Regions from separate parts of the Mus musculus genome. Here region 1 is linked to region 2. Evidence: chromatin contacts called from ENCODE Hi-C or POLR2A ChIA-PET data. All regions are on one chromosome and are shown on one strand. The core of a region is the stretch at or near the end of the contact, and the rest is flanking DNA. Distances in the headings are between cores, read along the strand shown.

The links. A loop is a pair of places that touch in the nucleus more often than their neighbours do. ChIA-PET counts read pairs that join two places held with the same protein, here RNA polymerase II (POLR2A).
Region 1: a loop to region 2 is called in a map of heart, with 1.9 times the contacts of the local background. The contact joins two enhancer-like sites. A Hi-C loop is called at or near these places in 1 of 37 maps with a recorded cell type or tissue (heart). POLR2A ChIA-PET finds 5 or more read pairs at or near these places in 1 of 5 experiments (Patski).

Annotation. Positions count from the first base shown.
Region 1 is chr15:64,360,263-64,364,101 of GRCm38, forward strand. The region is part of intron 1 of Asap1 (ArfGAP with SH3 domain, ankyrin repeat and PH domain1); the gene reads right to left. Among named protein-coding and RNA genes, the nearest start is that of Asap1, 21 kb to the right of the region's middle. Within about 2 kb of position 2,522, at least 2 of the 3 ENCODE cell types and tissues checked have a DNase peak (open chromatin) inside an H3K27ac peak, as active enhancers do.
Region 2 is chr15:64,222,652-64,226,278 of GRCm38, forward strand. All of the region lies in intron 3 of Asap1 (ArfGAP with SH3 domain, ankyrin repeat and PH domain1), which reads right to left. Among named protein-coding and RNA genes, the nearest start is that of 1700010G06Rik, 90 kb to the right of the region's middle. Within about 2 kb of position 2,286, at least 3 of the 3 ENCODE cell types and tissues checked have a DNase peak (open chromatin) inside an H3K27ac peak, as active enhancers do.

The sequences.
Region 1 (3,839 bases), core at 1,272-3,771, 140 kb after region 2:
CAGCAGCATCAGGTTTTGAGGTGGAACAAGAGGCTATCAAACACACAGAAAGGAAGAGGCTCTAAGTGGACCCACAAGGCCACAGCCTAAAGAAACTGCTCATTGTGGGAGCGTGTGTCATTCTGCCTAGCACAGTGCTGCTCCATCCAGAAGGAGATGGCAGTAGAGGTTTGTTATTTCAAGTCTGCTCCTATCTAAAGCTGGGTGACCACAGGCAGATGGGAAGGTTTGCAATTAGGAAGTTCTCAACCTGCAAGTGGAAGCGCAGAAGGAAGAGGCTCTGGAATATGCCGGCTGACGTACCAGAGTATCTGCCTCTCCCCTTACCAGTTTCACCTTTATGAACTGGGTGTTCCAATTTTCAAAGCTCGCTTAATAAGAGTAGCCTCAGGCTAGACATAGGACCTCTGCACCTGGCACTTGGGAAGGAGGATCTAAAGTTGAACTCATAGTCCTTGCCTATGTAGCCAGACTGAATAATTTTCTAAAAAAATCCTTGTTTCAAAATTAAATACATAAACAAGTAAATTTACAGTAAGTTCCTTCAAGGGCCTGCTGTGAAGTAGACCTTCTGGGAAAACATGGGTAACTGACGCTTCCTTTGGCATCCTTTGCCCTTCTACTTCTCAAAAATGGTACAAACTTGGTCTTCCAGGGATTAAACCAAGAGAGGGGATCTATTTCACATGCTGTTCGAAAGTTTCATGACAGCACATAAGAATGTTCTAGTGCTGCAGCTAGAACTCCTGTCCCTTTCCATAGCCCTAAGAACGGCTGCTGCGCTGCAGGTGGTCAGTAGCAACTATTGTTGCCAGAATACATTCCCTGAATCAGTTAAAAAGGGGGTGGGGCTAAGACACTTCTGCTTGAAATGTCAAAATAGGAAGGCGGAAATGCCTTTTAAGTTGCAGGCAATACAAATAACAAAAATGAATTATTAATTAGTATGTACAGTAGACATAATATATGCATAGATATAGATATAGTCTCACACATGCAAGCAGCCTTGCATGCTACTTCCTCCAGCTGGACAAGGAAGCCCAGTGCCATATTTAAGAAGGCTATGTGACCTAGGAACTCATAGTATATGACCTAGGAACACCAGGGCCAGGCAGCTCAACCTTCAAACATCTCTCTGAAAACCTGCCTCTGTTTCTTAGAAACGTTGCTGCTTGCCAACATAGGAGGATCCTCTCAGTTCCAGAAACGGCATTCATTATCTTGGAGTCTAGAGTCTTTGCTTCTAATGACGATGAAACAGTTTCCACTCCGACAGCTGTTTGTCTCCTAGTGTGAAGGGTGTCAGCACAGTGACAGGATACTGAGCTGGGTGCGCCGACTCACTGTAATTTCAGGACAACTCCTTGAGCCACTTGGGGTCACCTTCACAGGACGGCAAGCTGTGGACATCAGGGTGCCACCTGAAATGGAAGGCTGTTGGAAAAAACCTCTCTGGCAAAGCAAGACAGAATTATGGGGAAAGCAATCTGTCACTTCTCTCCACCTTCCTCTCCAGAGAAGCCTTCAGGGAACAAGATGACCCTCAGCCAGGTCTGTGCCTGGTCCAGTGCATGTTCAGTGAATTGATGAATTAATAAACCAAACAAATATCTCATGCCAAGACTTTCCCAGCAGAGTCCAACTCCCAGTTGCCAAAGGATTAGCAACACGTTATCAGGACACCGGTTCCTACAAGCCTCTTGCTTGGCAGTTATGCATGGTATGAGGTGTCCTGACAGGTCCCATCCTCTAGAACCCGCTGCAAACCAAAGTTCTCTCAGACATTAATCCAGTCTCCTCAGTTTCCCCAAGATTTTATCCTCAAATAACAAAGAATTAAAAGCAGTTAATCAAGACAGATGTATTTCATCCCCCAAGGGGCAGCATATATGGCCGAGGCTACTAGCCAAGGAGGGCTACTAGCTCCTTGGGATCTCAACGTGCCAGTGGGGAAGCAACTAGTGCGGAAGCAAGGGTCATACTGTCTCTATCTCACAAGCACAGTGAGGGTTCCTGAGAAGAGAAAGCGCAGCAGAGATATCCTCTCCCAGCATCTCAATAGCCTGACCTGATGGGTACCCTGCTCCCTCGAAATCTTGAATGACTAGGACTCAGATGAGCCACTACATGACCAAAAGGGGAGACGCTGGGCTGGCAATGTAGCTCAGGTAGTAAGGAACTTAGCTGCGCGTGCGTGAAGTTCTGGGTGTGACGTCACACGTCTGAAATCCAAGCACTTCAGAGAGAGAGGAGAGGCGGAAGGATCCAGAGTTTACAAACACGCTGAGCTATAGAGCAAGCCTGAAGCCAACCTAGGCTGTGTGGAACCCTCTCTGAAAGAAGAGTGGAGCGAGAGACCCAATGCTAAAACCAAAGGCCACCATTCCCAGGACAGGCATGTACAAAGATGCATCTGCACCCCGACATGAAGTGCAGAGGAAGGCACACAGCTGTGTCAGGGCCTTTCCCCATGGCCAACTGCAGAAAAACAGCTGGGCACTTTCCAGATTCCCTCAGGGGCCCCGACCGACGACGACAACGACGACGACGGACTTCATGTGCTGGATCAGGACATTCCAGCGTCAGCCTGCTTCCTCTGCAGAGACATTTTCCTGACTTGTTCTGGCAGCAGACACAGGCTGAAAGAACTGCCCTTCCTCACACCACCCACCTCCATGCTGTGACTGATGTGGAAAGCGGTGGCCTGGCAAGGAGCAAACTGGGAAGTCCAGCTTTGCAGAAGGCATACCTAGACATCTCTGAAGAGGGAATGGACAAGCACTGCCTTACTGGAAACAGAAGTGGAACTTACAGACTGACAACTGACCCATAGAGAGTAGGAGAGAATGAACTTCAGCCATGGCTCCATCATTTCAGAGCTCATGGGATATGGTCAGGGAGAATCCACTACCCTACCCTGCTCGCTCTGTCTCTCTGTCTCTCTCTGTCTCTGTCTCTCTGTCTCTCTCTGTCTCTCTCTGTCTCTCTCTCTCTCTCTCTCTCTCTCTCGTTTAGGGGAGACAGGGGTTTTCTGGAAAGCTTGCTTCAAGTGAGTTACTGGCCTGTGGGTGATATCCAAATAAAGCATGATAGCTTCAAGGAGAATAGGCCTCTCATCAGGCAGATCTAGTAAAGGCTGGTATCTGACTATACATCCAGTCTGAAACCTTCTCTGCAACCTGGCTGTAGTAATGAGTTATCTATTCCATGTGTGCCCAGACACCGTTTGGTACAGGCTTAGAGAGGGAATGAAAACTTACCCAAAAGAAAGGAGGGGAGAGGAGGGAGGAGAGAGGATGAGAAAGAGAATCCTTTCTCAGTAGTATTTGTTGTAGAAAAGATGCTCTCTGTGTGTCTCTGGTAGTAATGATAAAGGGGGGATTATCCCACAGGACTATAGACAATCTCACAAGCAACTTCAGCAAGAGGCCAGCACTCAACACTCAAGGACCAGCCATTAGCCAACCTCATAACTTATAGAGCAGCTCTTTACTCTCTGGTCACAGTCAACAAGGAGTCCCCCTAGTAGATGGGAGGAAGAGGGGAGGCTGAAGATCATCTTCCAAGCTCAGCCCAAGTCTCAGCTCTCTCCAGGAAGCCCACACCTTTGCTGAGACTCTGCCAGCCATTCGCTCTTTGCCCCTCAAAACCACATATCCACAGGAACCCCCAGGCTGCTGTTCTAGAGCTTGCGCTACCCCATACCTGGCCACACCTTCCTAAAGCTCCTTGACCTGGCCAGCAAGCACGGAAGAAGCAGCTAAAGGCATGAGTCATTATGAACCCGCAAGTAAAACCACCATGACACACCACTTCACATTCATTAGTTCGGCCACAGA
Region 2 (3,627 bases), core at 1,036-3,535:
TGGACTTTGGTGTGGTTAAGTTGGAATCTGATAGCCCTCCAGGTACAAGTGCCCCTGGGAAATTTATGTGCAGTTCCTGCTCTTAAAGAACCTGAGGCAAGAGTGCAGTAAGTGTGAGGCCAGACTGGGCTAACAGCAAGTTTCTGTTCCTAAATCCAACCAGCCTAATGTGGTGATGTTTGCCCATATGGAAGGACGCCAAGTCAACGATAAGGGGGGACCTGAAGGGCCCAAGAGTATAGTCACAGGATCTCATCTTAACTGAAATTGCTGACACTTGACCTCTATTCCTAGTAACTAACACACTCTTATAACTGTATGTCTAGAATAAATGCTTATAGGATGAGTAAAATGAATATGCTTAGCAGCCAGAAAAGGTCATATGAACTGTATTCTTTCAAAAATTCAAATAGGAGTAACTTCAAAGCACTATAAACCATCATGATTTTCTTTTAATACTCAGCATGTAAAGAAAAATGTATTTTATACTCTTTCTAGAGCTGCTAAATAAAACAATACATGTGGGGTGTTAGATATACTAAACAAAACGTTGGTGTGGTCCTTTTCAGTAGACACTTAGGATAAAAATCAATCCTTTATTGAATAAGGAACTCACTGATGTTAATCAGAAGCCCTAGTTCTACAAGTATCTATAATATTTAAACTAGAAGAACGTCCCACTTTCTATGATCCACACTGGAATGAAGGACATCAAAAAGTCTGAAAAGACTTACAATAAGCACTGAAAACTGTTCCCCTTCCAAATTTTAGGCAAACAGCTCCAGAAACACAACTTTATCTTCAGATACATTATTAAGTGTTTTGCTTTTTTTTTTTTTTTTTTATTTTAGCAGAAGAATAAACACAGGCTTGTTCCAAGGCCCTGACCACAGGATTTCCTTAAATGATACACTAATGAAAAATGCAAACCAGTGGAAGGCCTGACTCACCGCACCAGAGACTGCTACATTCCAAACAAAGATCTGCTTCGTATCAAGGGAGAACTAGCTCCACAAACAACAAGTTTCCCTTACCCACTTGTCTTGCGAATATTTCTGCTTTTCCGTAACATGGAATCAAAGGACAAGACTCCTATCCCCAGTGATAGATGTGTGAATAGGAATAGCTCCTAAATCATTTACTTGTGTATAGTGCTTGATTCCAATTACTCTGAAGCTGAAGATGAGATCCAGGGTAGCCAGGGGCTATACTTTTTCCTCTAGCTGCACTGCTAAAATCACCAGGGGAGACAGGCTGATCCAGCAACCTAGAGATGTCTATCTGGCTGCAGAAGCGGGACAAGCTGGCCTATCAGGTCCCACTGCAGGAGTTAGAAAGAAGGGGTGGGACAAGTGATGCACAAGAAGCCACCACTGGTGTTGAACAACTACTGAGGAAGAAACACCACTATGAGCAAGAAACAAAGAAAAGAAAAGAAGAGAAAAGAAAAGAAAAGAAACAGATACAAGTCCATGTCAGACAGCAAAGAAAAAATAAATACAAGAAAGGGACCACAAGAAGGTGGGTCAGGAGGTGGGAAAGCCAACAGCTGTCCTTCTGAGGGAGCTGATCTGAGCCTCTGCTAGCTCAGGCGTGCTAAGTGAAATGGCCTTCCTTAACTCATGCACAACTTACACATCCCTATAAAGTGAGGCACACTGACCCATGAGGGCAAAGAATTATTAAAAAATAAGATCAAGGCACACAGCCTAGCTAGTTCTGCTGACCTTCTTTAGTAAGCTCCTTGAGGTTCACTACAATGACTGATTTTGAGGGCTTCCTATGAGCTTGGCACAGAGAAACACTAAGGAGGCAGGCACTCTTAATTATTGCACAGAGGAGGAATCTGAGGTGTAAAGGTGTTGAGTGGCTTGTCTTAAGGTCACGTCCTGATAAATGTGATCCACGCGAGCTTTTCTCACTCTGCTGCTCTGTGTTGAAGGCAGCGGCAGTTATGAGAGACCCTGTGAGAACTGATGAGAAGGAACAGCATAACTGGAAAGCGGAAAGAATTCTTAACCATGATGGGAACGTGGCATGGTATGAAGGCCAACAAAGAAAGTGTATGAACGGCCTACCTCCAGACAGGGGACTTGAAACATCAGAGTTGGAAACATTACAGATTCAGATCAGAAATGGTAAGCAGGCAGCATGTCACACAGAGAGAGCAGGGGAGGGATAAAGCACAGACACTCTTTCACCTCTTTTACAGTTCACCTGGGAGGAACACGTCACTAGGGTCTAGCCACGATCCTGTGATCCCCGGCACTCAGGCCAGACAGACATTGGCGCAGCCTTCACTCATCAGTCTACAAATGGTACTGGTGTAGCCAAGTAGCTGAGAGGCAGTATGGCTCCTGTCACCATCTCTAAAGACCTGGCCCAAGCACTGCCTCTCAACATGCCAATCTGTTTAGTTTGCACAACAATCGTACAAACTACTTTACAAAAATAACTGTCCTCCTGTAGTTACTCAGAGATTCATTATATCATACTTTATCTTGTCTCACTTCATGTCAGAAATCTAAGCACCGACTCAAGCTAACTAACATGTTTATCACCCGTCCCTGGAACATGAACACAAGATGGGAAGTAAAATGCTTCCCTGCCTGAAACGCAGGACAAGGCAGTGCTAGTGCACATCCAAGCCATGAAGACAGCAAAGTGCTAACAACACTATACTACTCAGAAGGCTCTACACGTCCTGCTTGGCTGGGCAGGGCAGGGCAAAGGTGACTGAGAAGACGGGCGTTCCACCTGGCCTCAGAAAATAAAGAGCCAGAGCACAAGGAAAGAATCAAACGGTCAGAATATCCAGAGCACCAGTAGTTTAAGCCTAAGGAAAATCAGAATATGATGACAATTTCTCTGAAGAAGAATGCTAAGCAGCTTACTCAACTCAAAACAGTAGGTAAATGGGGAGCTGGGCATCAAGCCCAGGCCATCCACCTCGGGAGTTAGGGTCTCAACTATGGTTGAGAACATACAGTGAAGAGCTTCCTCGACCTAACTCTTATGAGGCAGTGAGTCAGAGCGGTACCTCCACCTTCCTTCACGGGACAGTCAGCTATGATTGCCACCTTTCCTTCTTGGTAGTACTTCACGTGGAGTCTGTTAAAAAGGACATCGAGTGAGGCCTGTCTAGATAAACTCAGGAGCCACCAGCGCAGAGATGGCTAAAGCAACTAGAGAGCGGAGCATTCTATAGCGATGGTTCTTACGGACAGCTGTGCCATACACTGCTGACCAAGCAACTGCCAGCATCAGATAGCAGCATAGAGTTGGCACTCCACAATTCCTATCTTAGCATCTTCCTTCTGGGAATGCATGCCAAGGAAATTGCTCAGTTGGAAAAAAAAAGGCTAATGACTCAGAAGTGAATTAGAACAGTGATGGTTATTAGCCAAAATTTAGGCAATCTCCAGAGAGAAGATTACACAGAAATGGTTTGGGACAGTGACAAACAGTTCCATACAGTTATATTATGCTACTCGAAAAACTAACAGAAGACTGCAAACCCATAAAACAGTATAAAGCAAGAAGGCAAAGGCCACTGTTTAAAACTAGAAAAAAGAAAGACTTAAAAATCGTAACTAAAAATAGTTGGGTTAGAGGCATCACGGACGA